4 separate regions of the Homo sapiens genome follow, and regions 1, 2 and 3 are each linked to region 4. A link is a contact called in ENCODE Hi-C or POLR2A ChIA-PET data. All regions are on one chromosome and are shown on one strand. The core of a region is the stretch at or near the end of the contact, and the rest is flanking DNA. Distances in the headings are between cores, read along the strand shown.

What was found. Hi-C counts contacts between places; a loop is a spot of excess contacts on that map. ChIA-PET counts read pairs that join two places held with the same protein, here RNA polymerase II (POLR2A). Pooled maps may share reads with other maps.
Region 1: a loop to region 4 is called in a map of CD8-positive, alpha-beta T cell, with 4 times the contacts of the local background. The contact joins the promoter of C1GALT1C1 here to the promoter of ZBTB33 in region 4. A Hi-C loop is called at or near these places in 1 of 168 maps with a recorded cell type or tissue (CD8-positive, alpha-beta T cell), 5 of 37 single-sample maps with no recorded cell type and 23 of 50 pooled maps.
Region 2: a loop to region 4 is called in a map of CD8-positive, alpha-beta T cell, with 7 times the contacts of the local background. The contact joins the promoter of RNF113A here to the promoter of ZBTB33 in region 4. A Hi-C loop is called at or near these places in 5 of 168 maps with a recorded cell type or tissue (CD8-positive, alpha-beta T cell, HepG2, gastrocnemius medialis and 1 more), 2 of 37 single-sample maps with no recorded cell type and 17 of 50 pooled maps.
Region 3: a map of ascending aorta shows a loop between it and region 4 (13-fold over the local background). The contact joins the promoter of UPF3B here to the promoter of ZBTB33 in region 4. A Hi-C loop is called at or near these places in 1 of 168 maps with a recorded cell type or tissue (ascending aorta) and 13 of 50 pooled maps. POLR2A ChIA-PET finds 5 or more read pairs at or near these places in 3 of 52 experiments (CD4-positive, alpha-beta T cell, PC-9 and naive thymus-derived CD4-positive, alpha-beta T cell).

Annotation. Positions count from the first base shown.
Region 1 is chrX:120,628,620-120,631,993 of GRCh38, reverse strand. C1GALT1C1 (C1GALT1 specific chaperone 1) reads left to right here and starts at 1,940. Exons shown (of 2, transcript NM_001011551.3): 1 at 1,940-2,077. RefSeq lists a silencer at 1,703-1,972 and an enhancer at 1,632-2,559.
Region 2 is chrX:119,870,100-119,873,651 of GRCh38, reverse strand. It overlaps RNF113A (ring finger protein 113A), which reads left to right and starts at 1,919. Exons shown (of 1, transcript NM_006978.3): 1 at 1,919-3,177. The coding sequence starts at 2,039. The coding sequence ends at 3,070. It overlaps NDUFA1 (NADH:ubiquinone oxidoreductase subunit A1), which reads right to left and starts at 1,820. Exons shown (of 3, transcript NM_004541.4): 1 at 1,639-1,820; 2 at 259-348. The coding sequence starts at 1,740. RefSeq lists an enhancer at 1,497-2,206.
Region 3 is chrX:119,851,713-119,855,154 of GRCh38, reverse strand. UPF3B (UPF3B regulator of nonsense mediated mRNA decay) reads left to right here and starts at 2,192. Exons shown (of 11, transcript NM_080632.3): 1 at 2,192-2,382; 2 at 3,282-3,388. The coding sequence starts at 2,227. RefSeq lists an enhancer at 2,158-2,217.
Region 4 is chrX:120,248,773-120,252,222 of GRCh38, reverse strand. ZBTB33 (zinc finger and BTB domain containing 33) reads right to left here and starts at 1,411. Exons shown (of 3, transcript NM_001184742.2): 1 at 1,246-1,411. It also overlaps a transcript of TMEM255A not described here. RefSeq lists an enhancer at 866-1,704.

The DNA of each region.
Region 1 (3,374 bases), core at 691-3,190, 380 kb before region 4:
CCCGCCACCTCGCCCGGCTAATTTTTTGTATTTTTAGTAGAGACGGGGTTTCACTGTGTTAGCCAGGATGGTCTCGATCTCCTGACCTCGTGATCCGCCCGCCTCGGAGTCTCGCTCTTTCGCCCAGGCCAGACTGCAGTGGCGCTATCTCGGCTCACTGCAAGCTCCGCCTCCCGGGTTCACGGCATTCTCCTGCCTCAGCCTCCCGAGTAGCTGGGACTACAGGCGCATGCCACCGCGCCCGGCTAATTTTTTGTATTTTTAGTAGAGACAGGGTTTCACCGTGTTAGCCAGGATGGTCTTGATCTCCTGACCTCAGGTGATCCACCTGCCTCGGCCTCCCACAGTTTTGGGATTACAGGCGTGAGCCACTGCGCCTGGCCAAAAATGAATTTTAAAAGACAGATCGGTGGCTCACACCTGTAATCCCAGCACTGTGGAAGGCCGAGGCGGGTGGAACACCTGAGGTCAGGAGTTCGAGACCAGCCTGGCCAACACGGCGAAACCCCGTCTCTACTAAAAAAAAAAATAATAATAACCAGACGTGGTGGCGCACACCTGTAATCCTAGCCACTAGGGAGGCTGAGGCAGGAGAATCACTTGAACCCGGGAGGCAGAGGCTGCAGTGAACCGAGATCCCGCCATTGCACTCCAGCCTGGGCAAAAAGAACGAAACTCGGTCTCAAAAAAAAAAAAAAAAAAAAGAGACACATCAAATATTTCGTGGAAAGAGAGCTCTGCACTCTTAATTAGAAGACCTGGGGGCCGTGCGCAGTGGCTCAAGCCTGTAATCCCAGCACTTTGGGAGGCCGAGGCGGGTGGATCACCTGAGGTCAGGAATTCAAGACCAGCCTGGCCAACCCCGTCTCTACTAATAATACAAAAATTAGCCGGGCGTGGTGGCGGGCGTCTGTAATCCCAGCTGCTAGGGAGGCTGAGGTAGAAGAATCGCTTGAACCCGGGAGGCAGAGGTTGCAGTGAGCCGAGATCGTGCCATTGCACTCCAGCCTGGGCAACAAGAGTGAAACTCCGTCTCAAAAAAAAAAAAAAAAGAGACCTGGATTCCAGTCCCACCTCTGCCATTAACTTGCTGTGTGGACTTTTGAAATTTCCTTATCCTTTTTAGGCCTGGTTCCTCAGCTGTAGTTCTAATATTCATTAATTCCACTAATATTTACTGTCCACTGCGTGCTGGCACTGTGGTTAAGTACTAGAAATACTGGGGTGAATAATAACAGCCAGTACTTTTTAGTAAATGCTTACTCTAGGCTTGAAATTTTGCTAAGGGAGTCATATGCACTATCTCATCTAATTTTCTATGAAATAGGCACTACTGTGACATTTTCTGTACTTTACAAATGAGGGAACTGAGGCACAGCGAGGTGAAATAACTTTCCTGGGATATCAAAAGGTGTGGTGAAGACAGGATTGGATTCCAGGCAGTGGGGCTTCAGATCTCATTCCAGTAATAATAGGAAACCGTTGGTGTCATAATTACGTGACTATTTCAGTGGCTTGCGTTTTGGTCTCAGCCCAGGAGTACTGGGGGGGTGGGCAATATGAGGGTTCAAGGACGCAGGGGTACATCAGAGAAACCATCAAGAGGTCTGATAAAAAGCGACACCGGGAGCAAGAATCTCTCGCTCTCGCAATTTCCATGCCAGGAAGGTGAAATGGGAGGTGTCAGCGAGTCGTACGCACGGCCTCTTCTCTGGACGCCCGTTGGGTAAAGGAGAGCGTCCGGGTCACGCAGGCCTATAGCAAGTCTCTGAACTCGGCAGGGGGCGGGGAGAAAGGGCACGCAGTGTGCGCGCAGCGGGCGCGCCGGCCCTTCCGACGCCTGCGCGGGCGGGCAAACGGACGGCTCCGCCCAGCCGCCGGCTCCTTTACCCCGCCCCACTACCCCCGCCTTCGCGGCGCTCGTTTCCTGGCGCTCCCCACCTTTAGCGAGACCAACGAGAGAACACCGCCTGCAGCTAGAACAGCCTGGTCAGGAGCGTAACGGAGTGGTGCGCCAACGTGAGAGGAAACCCGTGCGCGGCTGCGCTTTCCTGTCCCCAAGCCGTTCTAGACGCGGGTGAGTGGCGGGGCCTCGACCCCCACCCCAAGCGCACCCTGACTCCCCTCCCTCTCTTGGGGGAGGCCTGGGCCCCAGCCCTCTCCCAGCATGCTCCACGCGGGATGCTTGGGCAGGTGCAGCGGGAGGATTGTCAGCACAGGAGACCGAGAGTCTTCTTCCTGGGGGCGCTCTCTTGGTCCCTCAGAGGGATATCGAGGTTACCATGTCCTCCCTCTCACTTCTCTTCCCTATTTCGTCTTCGTTTTCCGTACTTCACCCCAACTACCTTCACCCAAAAAGGTTCATCTAAAAACCATTGGGGTAGTTTCTGTTTCATTTGTGCTCGTGTGCAGTTTTGTTTCCTTCTGCACAAAGTATCCTATCATATGCATCCCTAGTGTTATATTTTTTGCCTCTGTGATGGGGAAAAAATCTCCTTAGAATAATTTTTGCAAATTATTTTATTTAAAATGTGTAGACTTACTGAGTTTTGATCACTATTTTTGCAGCCAGGAGTAGGATCACCATCAGGAAGAATTCTGACACATATGCCATAATTGAGCAAAGAAACATGTGAATTATGTATTGGCCAGAAATAATGAAAACTGCGTGACATGAAATACAAAAATCCTATATAAATTAATCTTAGAGTGCACCTGACAATTCTTTTTCTTTTTTCTTTCTTTCTTTCTTTTTTTTTTTTGAAACAGAGTCTCGCTCTTGTTGCCCAGGCCGGAGTGCTGTGGTGCGATCTTGGCTCACTGCCTGCAACCTCCGCCTCCCGGGTTCAAGCAATTCTCCTGCCTCAGCCTCCTGAGTAGCTGGGATTACAGTCATATGCCACCATGCCCGGCTAATTTTTGTATTTTTAGTCGAGACAGGGTCTCACCATGTTGGCCAGGCTGGTCTTGAACTCCCTACCTCAGGTGATCCACCTGCCTCGGCCTCCCAAAGTGCTGGGATTACAGGCGTGAGCCACCGCACACAGCCGACAATTCTAATATTATGCCGAGCTTGTTTTCTGTCACTTCTCTTCTTGGAACTGTGTTTATTGACCAAGTTCTGTGAGTGACACAGGAAAGTCTTCCTGCCTCTTGCCCCACCCACCGCTCAGAAATTACATCTGCCAAGCTATTCCACACCTTGTCTTTCTGGTAGAAGTCAAAATTCCATTTCCTCTAGCAGAAAACCACAGGAGTGGTTTCCTTGTAGCAATATGGTGCTGTTGGGTGCAAAATATCAGTTATGGTCAACAGATCCCACTTTTTTCCCATTTGTATGAAAACAAGGATATTCAGTAACCCATTTATTAAAC
Region 2 (3,552 bases), core at 670-3,169, 380 kb after region 4:
AGAACCATAGCTCAAAAAGAAAAAGACAATGGAACAGGCAAAGGATATAGGCAACAATCCACAGAATAAGAAATATATGACAGAAGAAAAACTAAAAAAAAAAAAGAAATATAAAAGATTAAATATGTAAAAAGATGCCAACCTCACTAGTAGATAAGAAAATGCTAGTTATATATTAGCACTGTATGACCCTTGGCAAGGCATTACCAGAACCCACCTCAACCCTGGCAAAAGGCTGGCATCAGAGTGGCATCTTACCTTTGACACATAGTAACGATCAACTCCAGAGATGCGCCTATCTCTTTCCATCAGACTCCAGTGATACCCAAAATGAGCAACCCTTTTTTCCTTCAAATAAGAGACAATTATTGTTGCAGTTTATAAAAGTGAGTGACCCAATTGATAGATACTACAATTTTTAAAAGGGACATTCCAGAGAAATGGAATCATCGTTTAAATAAAAATGCAAATTAGTAGTACAAAGAACAGAATCTCCTAAATAAAATCAGACCACTAAACTTTAGGATTAAGTTGGTACCTGTGACTTTTTACACTATTTTAACCAACATGAATTTTTTTTCCTTTTTTTTTAAAAAAAAAAAAAAAGAAATATCTAGTTGTTGTCTTTTGGGACACTAAGAAACAACAGCTGTAGATCACACGTGAAGAACAATAACAAAATCAAAAAGTAAATAAATTTATATCCTGTACTCTTGAGATGATGTGAAGGACTAGGAAGAGGGGAAAATGAATCCTGATGTAAAAAAACAAGATCTCGCAGTAAATTCCTAAAGGCTTGCAAGAGAAAGTGGGGAATAAAAAAGTCAAGGGTGGCCGGTCGCGGCGGCTCACGCCTGTAATCCCAGCACTTTGGGAGATCAAGGCGGGTGGATCAACCGAGGTCAGAAGTTCGAGACCAGCCTCGCCAACATGATGAAACCCCGCCTCTACAAAAAAAAAAAAAAAGCCAGGCGTGGTCCCGGCTACTCGGGAGGCTGAAGCAGGAAAATTTCTTTCTTTATTTATTTTTTTTTGAGACGGAGTTTCGCTCTTGTTGCCCAGGCTGGAGTGCAGTGGCGCGATCTCGGCTCATCGCAACCTCCGCCTCCTGGGTTCAAGTGATTCTCCTGCCTCAGCCTCCCGAGTAGCTGGGATTACAGGCATGCGCCACCACGCCCAGCTAATTTTGTATTTTTAGGAGAGACGGGGTTTCTCCATGTTGGTCAGGCTGGTATCGAACTCCCGACCTCAGGTGATCCGCTCGCCTCGGTCTCCCAAAGTGCTGGGATTACAGGCGTGATCCACCGCGCCCAACCAGGAGAATCTCTTGAACCCAGAAGGCGGAGGTTGCAGTGAGCGATTCTCAGGCTTGAGCCACCTTTTCTAATCTACCTTCCCGGCCCCCGCGTCGCTACTCTGCCCTAAGGCCCACTCTGATACACCCAGAAACGCTGTTTTTCACTAGAGCAGGATGTAGTTTCTATCGGGCTTCGTTTCGCAAGCCTCGGCTTCTAGGCAACCGGAAGCAAGTAGAGGGCCGACCTCGGAGAGAGGGTTCGCAGGCTGACGGTCTCCCTGCCCACCACCCTTTTCGGAAATCAGCCCGTGGAGTCGGCCCCCGGGCCGAAGCCGGCTTACCTTGCCCCCGTTAGTGAACCTGTGGATGTACGCAGTAGCCAGTCCTGGAATCAACAAGCACACGCCCATGACGGAGAGTCCGGGGAGAATCTCGAACCACATCTCTGCCCCGTTACCTAGGCCAAAACCCTACTTCTGGGTCCTTGAAAGGTGACCTGGCTTCGCCTCTCTTCCCAGCAAGCCCCGCGGCCGCCCGCGAGCGGGGCGGTGCCACGTACGGCTCCGGAAGAAGCGACGGAATCTGCTAGGGCACAAGAGAGACGGGCGCTCGGGCTCTCGCAGTCCTCTTCCGTCAGTGTCTTTTGCTTCGACTCCCGGCGGAGCGCGCAACGTGGAGTGACGTGCAGGGGCCAAGTGCAACCCAGGCAGCCACGGCTGTTTCGGAGCTCAGGACTCTAAAATGGCAGAGCAGCTTTCTCCAGGAAAGGCGGTGGATCAGGTGTGCACCTTCCTTTTCAAAAAGCCTGGGCGGAAAGGGGCTGCTGGACGCAGAAAGCGCCCGGCCTGCGACCCAGAGCCCGGAGAAAGCGGCAGCAGTAGCGACGAAGGCTGCACTGTGGTTCGACCGGAAAAGAAGCGGGTGACCCACAATCCAATGATACAGAAGACCCGTGACAGTGGTAAACAGAAGGCGGCTTACGGCGACTTGAGCAGCGAAGAGGAAGAGGAAAATGAGCCCGAGAGTCTCGGCGTGGTTTATAAATCCACCCGTTCGGCGAAACCCGTGGGACCAGAGGATATGGGAGCGACAGCTGTCTATGAGCTGGACACAGAGAAAGAGCGCGATGCACAAGCCATCTTTGAGCGCAGCCAGAAGATCCAGGAGGAGCTGAGGGGCAAGGAGGATGACAAGATCTATCGGGGAATCAACAATTATCAGAAATACATGAAGCCCAAGGATACGTCTATGGGCAATGCCTCTTCCGGGATGGTGAGGAAGGGCCCCATCCGAGCGCCCGAGCATCTACGTGCCACCGTGCGCTGGGATTACCAGCCCGACATCTGTAAGGACTACAAAGAGACTGGCTTCTGCGGCTTCGGAGACAGCTGCAAATTCCTCCATGACCGTTCAGATTACAAGCATGGGTGGCAGATCGAACGTGAGCTTGATGAGGGTCGCTATGGTGTCTATGAGGATGAAAACTATGAAGTGGGAAGCGATGATGAGGAAATACCATTCAAGTGTTTCATCTGTCGCCAGAGCTTCCAAAACCCAGTTGTCACCAAGTGCAGGCATTATTTCTGCGAGAGCTGTGCACTGCAGCATTTCCGCACCACCCCGCGCTGCTATGTCTGTGACCAGCAGACCAATGGCGTCTTCAATCCAGCGAAAGAATTGATTGCTAAACTAGAGAAGCATCGAGCTACAGGAGAGGGTGGTGCTTCCGACTTGCCAGAAGACCCCGATGAGGATGCAATTCCCATTACTTAGGTTTCCCATAATTCTTAAATTTAAAAAATAAACGTTTTGTTCTTTTGGAAGTCTTACTTCGTGTCCTTCCTTTGTAGAGAAAGTGACAGAGCAGGCGGGTGGTGAAGTAGGGTCCTGGATTAAAAGCTTCAAGGTAGGTATAATCAGGATTTTTAGCCCTAGGATAACCATTTTGCCTGTGTTTCTTTTCAGAACACTTTGGCATAAATTATAGGGGTGGGAGTAGTTTGAGAAAAGAGCTATAATTTGCTCGAAGTAACCAAAGCCATGATGAAAGCAAGACCTCTGAGCCTGTTTATTATATCACATTTCTGTATCACTTAATAGTTTACAAAGTACTTTCATGCATTCTTTCTCTTGGGAGCCTGTACTACAAAATATACCCGAGCCAAGGTGTTGGGGAGAGGGGTTGTGTTTGGGGAACTGGTAGCTAGCACCACAGGCTTCACATATGGGAAATGTTCCTTGCTGTCTTGGTTATT
Region 3 (3,442 bases), core at 943-3,442, 400 kb after region 4:
CTAATTTTTTTGTATTTTTAGTAGAGACGGGATGTCACATGTTGGCCAGGCTGGTCTCGAACTCCCGACCTCAGGTGATCCACCCGCCTCGGCCTCCCAAAGTGCTGAGATTACAGCTGTGAGCCACCACGCCCGGCCTGGACATGTAAATTCTAGAGTAGAGTTGTCAGCAAAGACAGAAAAGCCAAAAGAATGAATGAGATTAATAAAGGAGTGAGTGTACATAGAAAAGAGGTCTAAGGACTGAGCCCTGGGACACTTTATTCTGGCAACTGACAAACAGCTGGTGGTTTAAAGCTAGTGAGGACACCAAAACAGAGGCATACACTACCAACATGCAAGTGCAGAGCTAAGCAGTAGGTCAGAGGCAGATGCATAAACAAGGCTCATAAGAACGGCCAGGTACTGAAAGCAAGAGTAACAGATGTCAAATACAGGGAAACCGTTTTAGCCACAGGAATAGGAATCCAAGAATAGGCTGGACAATTGGAGTGAGAAAATTTAAGTGCAGAGTCAGGGGAATATATTCTAGAGGTCGGCAAAAATGGGAGTTGGCCCTTAGGCAGCTTTCTGCCTTGGGCTCCTATTGCATCTTTAATTTGGTTTCTGTCCTCTATGGGTGTCTGTGTCTCTCTCTCTTTTTGAGATGGAGTCTCACTCTGTCACCCAGGTTGGAGTGCGGTGGCACAACCTCGGCTCACTGCAACCTCCGCCTCCCAGGTTCAAGTGACTCTCCTGCCTCAGCCTCCCAAATAGCTGGGACTACAGGCGCCTGCCACCATGCCCAGATAATTTTTGTATTTTAGTAGAGACAGGGTTTCACCAAGTTGGCCAGGCTGGTGTCGAACTCCTGATCTCAGGTGATCCGCCGGCCTCGGCCTCTCAAAGTGCTGGGATTACAGGAATGTGCCACCACGCCCTGCTAATTTTTTTTGTTTTTAGTAGAGACAGGGTTTCGCCAAGTTAGCCAGGCTGGTCTCGAACTCCTGACCTCAGGTGATCCACCCACCTTGGCCTCCTAAAGTGCTGGGATTACAGGCGTGAGCCACCACGCCTGGCCGACTGATCTGCTTTCTATCACTGTGGTTTTATTTTTCTAAAATTTCATATAAATGGAATTGTACAACATGTACTCTGTGTCTAGATTCTGTCACTCAACATAATCACTGTTAGATTCACATTTGGATTGTTTCCAGTTTGGAGTTATTATAAATAATGTAAAATTGGCCCTTTTTAAGTGAAGATGGTGATCGCAACTAAATCAAGTTGGGTTTTATTTTTATTCCCCTCCCTGTGGGACATCAGTACCTGGGGAGAAGGATCCTTTTGCTAAAATAAGGTGATGAAAACAAATCTTGTATATTTTAGTCATATTACTCCTTTAAATATCAGTATCTTGTGTTTATTTATTATTATCCTTCTTTTTTATATACAGGGTCTCGCTCTGTCGCCCAAGCTGGAGTGCAGCGGCGCGATCATGGCTCACTGCAGCCTCGAATTCCTGGGCTCAAGATCCTCTCTTCTCAACCTTCCCGAGCAGCTGGGACTACAGGCGTGCGCCACTGAACTCGGCTAATATTGTAGTATTTACTAAGTATCTGTAAATCCTAATCAATATAAGGAAAATAAAGTTTTTTAAATGTTAGGCTTTTTCTTTTAGTTGTAGGAAAATAAATGCTAAAGCCTCTGAATTCAATGATAAAAAATACAAGTCGCTCCCCTAGTGAGGCAAAATTTGGACGGCATTGAGTTTATCTGATGGAAACTAAGCGTGAAGAACCTATCTTTCGACCTGGAAAACTCTGAAGATGAAAGGATTCGATTTACTCACAAACAGGGACCCTGAGATAGCTCTGGCCCCTGAACGCCCAACAAAAGCGGGTAGCTGCTTTGTATGCCGGGATTTGTAGTCCCCGACAGAGTCACTTCAAGATGGCGGAATTGCTAATGACGCGCGAAGGGGCGGGCCCCGAGGGAGTCTGGGCCGCGAGGGGATTGGGTGGCGCAGGAACTTGGCGGGCGGGAAGTAAAAACCAGGTGTTAAAACCTTTGCACTGGGAAAGGCCCAAGTCTCGCGAGAGCTTGGCAGGACCCAATGGAACGTGGGGCCCGACTTATCACAAGGGGCATTTGTTGGGGGCGGAGCTTTGACGGGAGCTTCCCGGGAGCCGTTTGTGCCCGGGGTAACCCCGTTCCGGCCAAGCCGCTTCAGCGGGGGACGTAGCCATGAAGGAAGAGAAGGAGCACAGGCCTAAGGAGAAGCGAGTAACCCTGTTAACCCCCGCCGGGGCCACAGGCAGCGGTGGTGGGACCTCGGGGGACAGCTCCAAGGGGGAAGATAAGCAGGATCGCAACAAGGAGAAGAAAGAAGCGCTGAGCAAGGTGCCCGGTCGGCCGCTGGCCCGGGAGAGGGCGGGACGAGTCCGCAGCGCGGGGAGGATGGCTGGGAATGGGGCTGCCCCCTTTCTTTCTCAGGTTCTCCTTCTATCTCTTCGCCTGAATGGAAGTCGCATCATCCTGGTTCATCCATTCACCCGAAATGGGGAGAGCCCCTCCCGGCCAAATCCTGGGTGGGGGTGAGGAAAAGAGGGGACTCCCCAAACGGGAAGGGTTTAGGTCAGAGCTGTGAGATGATAATGGGAGGGAAGAGCGACGGTATAAAGAATGAGGAACTAAAGGTGTAATTGGGGAGAAATATTAAATAGTGAAGGAGACATGAGGGATGGGAATATTATTCATGGAGGCGAGTTGGGGGAGAGTGCAGGGTGATTAATGGTACAGGAGGGTAGATCGAGAGCATCCTATTTTGAGAGCAATGGGTAGATTTTTTGTATTCGTTAGAGTTTTGAATTCTTAAGTTCAATGGGCAAGGATTTTGTTTTAAGATGTGTTGGACGTGGGAGAAACTTGTTGCTAAATCAAGATTTCGTGGCACCCACAAAGACCAGCGTTGGCTTACTAAGTTATTGCCACTAGATCTGTTAAAAAATGGGTGATCGAAAATGATGCACAAACCTGGTAAACTGCAGGGCTGCTGTAAAGAGCAAAACCTGCGATTTTTCCTTGCTCCAGGTGGTTCTCATTTCCAAGGGTTTTTTTAAACCGCGTTACTATTATGTTTGACTAATTCTGAGCATTGGGCTGCAGAAGAATATTTTCTCCTGGGTTTTTACAAGTGATCTCATATTTTAAAGCCCAGCCTTCTTCAGGAACTGTGATTCTTTCAGGTATGACAGAAAACTGATTTGTACTAATTTTATTTTCCTTATGCATTTCTTAAGGTGGTAATTCGAAGATTACCTCCCACTTTGACCAAGGAGCAGCTTCAGGAACATCTTCAACCTATGCCTGAGCATGATTATTTTGAGTTTTTTTCTAATGATACGAGGTAAAAAAAAAAAAAAAAGGAAAGGGGTAAATGAAAAAGGTTTCTTTCATTCTT
Region 4 (3,450 bases), core at 162-2,661:
GTGTCGATGTCACAATGCTTAAGTTATATACAGGTGGAGGGCAGTTCTGTCTCAAATACCTTCTAAATTTTTCAAAATGATACCTTAAGAACAAACAGCAGGCAAAAAGTCTAAAAATCAAGATTTAAAACATTATTAGAAGGTGTTGCATGTTAACAGTACCAAGGAATTCCAGGTTACCATAAAGGCATTCATCATCAGAAAGGGTGACCTTTGGACAGTTTGCCAAAAACCAGGGCTTCCGAAATACGGGCATTTCGACAGAAGTCGATATTAAGTGGAAAGACAGGTTTTCTGAAAACGGCACGCAATTTTTGTCATTTGCTCCCGGGTTCTTCCAATATGGGAATGCGTCAAATGTACGTGTCCAGGTGACACTGGGACTCGGTTTCGTTTCGTTTATGTGTCCCCCTCCTCCCACTCAGGGTGGCCCCAGAGACAGCACAAGTCGGTCTGAACCCACTCCGAAGATATGCGATTCGACTGTGGAAAAGCCATTCCACATCACTGTGAAACCCTTGACCGAGGGCCAGTTCGGAGGAGCTGGTGACGGTGGAAAGAGATAAAAGCCATCCGCGAGGGAGTGAAACAAACCGACACGCGGCTCCCTGCGGCAGCTGAACCTCATCTCCCTTCCTCCACCTCCCTCTTCCCCATATGGACCCTGCCAGCTGCAACCGAGGTTTTTAACCCCAATTCACGTGCAAAGCAAGCTTCTTGCAAATACAGACGGAGGTACAAACAGCAGAGTGAGGGCGGGAGGAATATGGGGTACCAGGGAAAGTAGAAGGTGGCGAACGGCAGGGTGGGGTGTTGGGGGGGGGATGAAGCGAAGCAGGCGGCATTGTTGTGCCCCGGGAAGGGGACGGAAGGGGAGGATGGGCCTGGCAGAAAAGCTCTAAATCAAAGTAGGGGCTAGGGGAGTAAAAGAGGCACAAAAAAGCAGCGAGAGGGGCGAGGGAAAAGCCAAGTGGGTCTCTGTGATGGATTCCCCAAGCCCCGGGGCCTACCCAGGGCACCGGCAGCCCCTCGGCCCCTAACGGCGAAGGGGACCGCGCCGCGGCCCTCGCGGCTCGTCCCCTCCTTCGCTCCCCGGCCCACACAAAGAAAGAGCCGGAGGAGCTGAGCCTCCGACTCTGCCGCTTCCTGGTTCAAGTGAGGCGAATGCAAACGCAGGCGCGGCCCAGGGACGGAGAAGGCAAGCGCGCTCCTTCGCCCCCTCCCTGATTGGGGCCGGGTCCTCACCTGCTTCCCGGCGCCGCCGCTTCTCCTCCTCCGGACGCGCGGAAGGCTGGGAGTCCCCCAACAAGAAGAAGCCGCACTCCCCAGCGATTCTGCCCCTTCTTTAAACGTCGCTCCAGTCTGGGTCGACGTCGACGCGGCCGCCGCCTCCTGCCGCCAACGCTGCTACAGCTGCCCCACGCCGCCGACAGAGGGCACAGCGCGGGGGCGAAGCGCTGAAGCCAAAGGCGCCCTCCTCTTCCGAGCGCAGGCCGGGGTGGTCCGGAAGGGCCCGAGCTTGAGGCGGCTCCACTTCGGCGCCGTGCTCTGCCTTCGGTTCTTTCCGCAAGGGGGCGGAGGAAGACTGGGAAGCTCTTGTGTGTTCGGCTCTTTCCGGAGGGCTAACGGGTGGGAAAAAAGGAAAGGGAAAGATCGGGTAAGACAGTCGCAAGCAATTGGATGGAAGGGAAGCGAGTCGTTTTCATCGAAATTCAATGTGAACTTCTAGGGCATACAAACTTTTAGAGACTATACAGGTTTCATTTATTTTGCAAGTTTGAATCTGCTCTATTAGACTGTTTGCTAGATGATAAACCATCTTGAAATATAATCAAAATACATACAATCAAATAGAAATTCACAACTTCTTATGGTAATTCAAGTTCTGGGATAACAAGAGAGCAACTACATTACAGTAACTACTTTTAAGAAAGAAATTTAGTGTTTGGACAACTATCTTCTTAATTGAATACTAAATGGTGCAGTACTATGTTAATTCCCTCATTCCAACTAGCATTTACTGACCCCCTGCTTGATCTGTAGCAAAAACCCTATGTTAGGCTCTCGGGAATACAAAAATGAATAACCCAAAGGTCTCTACCTCTTTAGGGAGCTCAGTAGGTAGGTACACAAACATGGACAAAAATATTTGTACAAGGTGTAGAAGCAGAGAGAAGAGAATAGCAAATTGAATGCTGTCATTTGACCTGTATCTTGAAAGATTAATAATATTAACACTTGCATTTTTAATTTTTTATTGTTACTATTTTAATTTTTTATTATTACTATTTCCATAACATTTCATCTTCAGAGGGCTTTAGTGTCTGACACATAGTATGTGTTCAGTGATTGTTTAATGACCGAAAAAATACATTGTGAGTTACATAATTTTTTAAAATCCTCTGGTAATACCCTTCCAACTGAGTACCATAATAAATGAAGCAACAGGATGGGTGTTTGGAGAGCAAAATGTTTCCCTTTTAGGCTGGTTATTGATCGTATTCAACTAAGGAACCAAATAGTAACTTTTTTTCTGCCATAATTAAGGCCATTCACTACCTTCATTATCTTTTTAAAAAGATATATATAGGATAATACTGCATTCATTTCCAAAATCTTAAATTTGTACCTATTAATACCTTGCAGTGGAATTCCTGTGCTTCTTTCCTAAAAAATCTTGCTGAAAATGTCCATCAGGATATTAGACTGAAAACAGATGTAACTATATCTAATTTTCTCTGACAGGAAATCAGACATGGATGTCATCATCTCATCTACCTATCCCTAATCTATTCTTCATCCTCCTCAATAAAGTAAAGCCACATGGTATAATAAAACATCAAAGTGGTATAATATAGCTGTATTTCACATGGAAATATGCAATTCCTTAAGCTCTTCTCCAAGATTTTGTATTGTGGGAAAACAAACTATGTGGGAATTATTGCATTATTGATTTTTGATTAGGACTTAGCATTATGAAAAGTTTCATTGTTTACTATAAAGATATTTCATGGCAAATAGAAGTATGCTGTTGTAAAATAAACTAAGGCAGATTAGTATTTTTCCTGGCAACTGAGTACTTAATAACCATTTTTCTGAGTTATCCTCCCCAAAACTTAGTAGTAAAAAAAAAAATCTTAGTAATTAGAACAAAGTATATCTTGAAAGTTTAGGATCTATTTATCTTTCAGTGGCTTAATTGATGAAAACTAAAATGAGACATATCTTTGAAATACAGATCACAGTGGCAATAGATGCCACTCTAGATATCATGTTTGTTGGTCAGCTCTCAGTAAACTGGAAGGCACAATGCAATTTATTTTGTACCAGCATTTACATCACTGAGGCTGGCAACAGAATTGCCATGCCATTGTCACTTTCCTGAAAGTATTTTAAAAGTTTGGAGTACCAACTAACATATGATGAAACCTGTTCATTCAAAGCACAGTA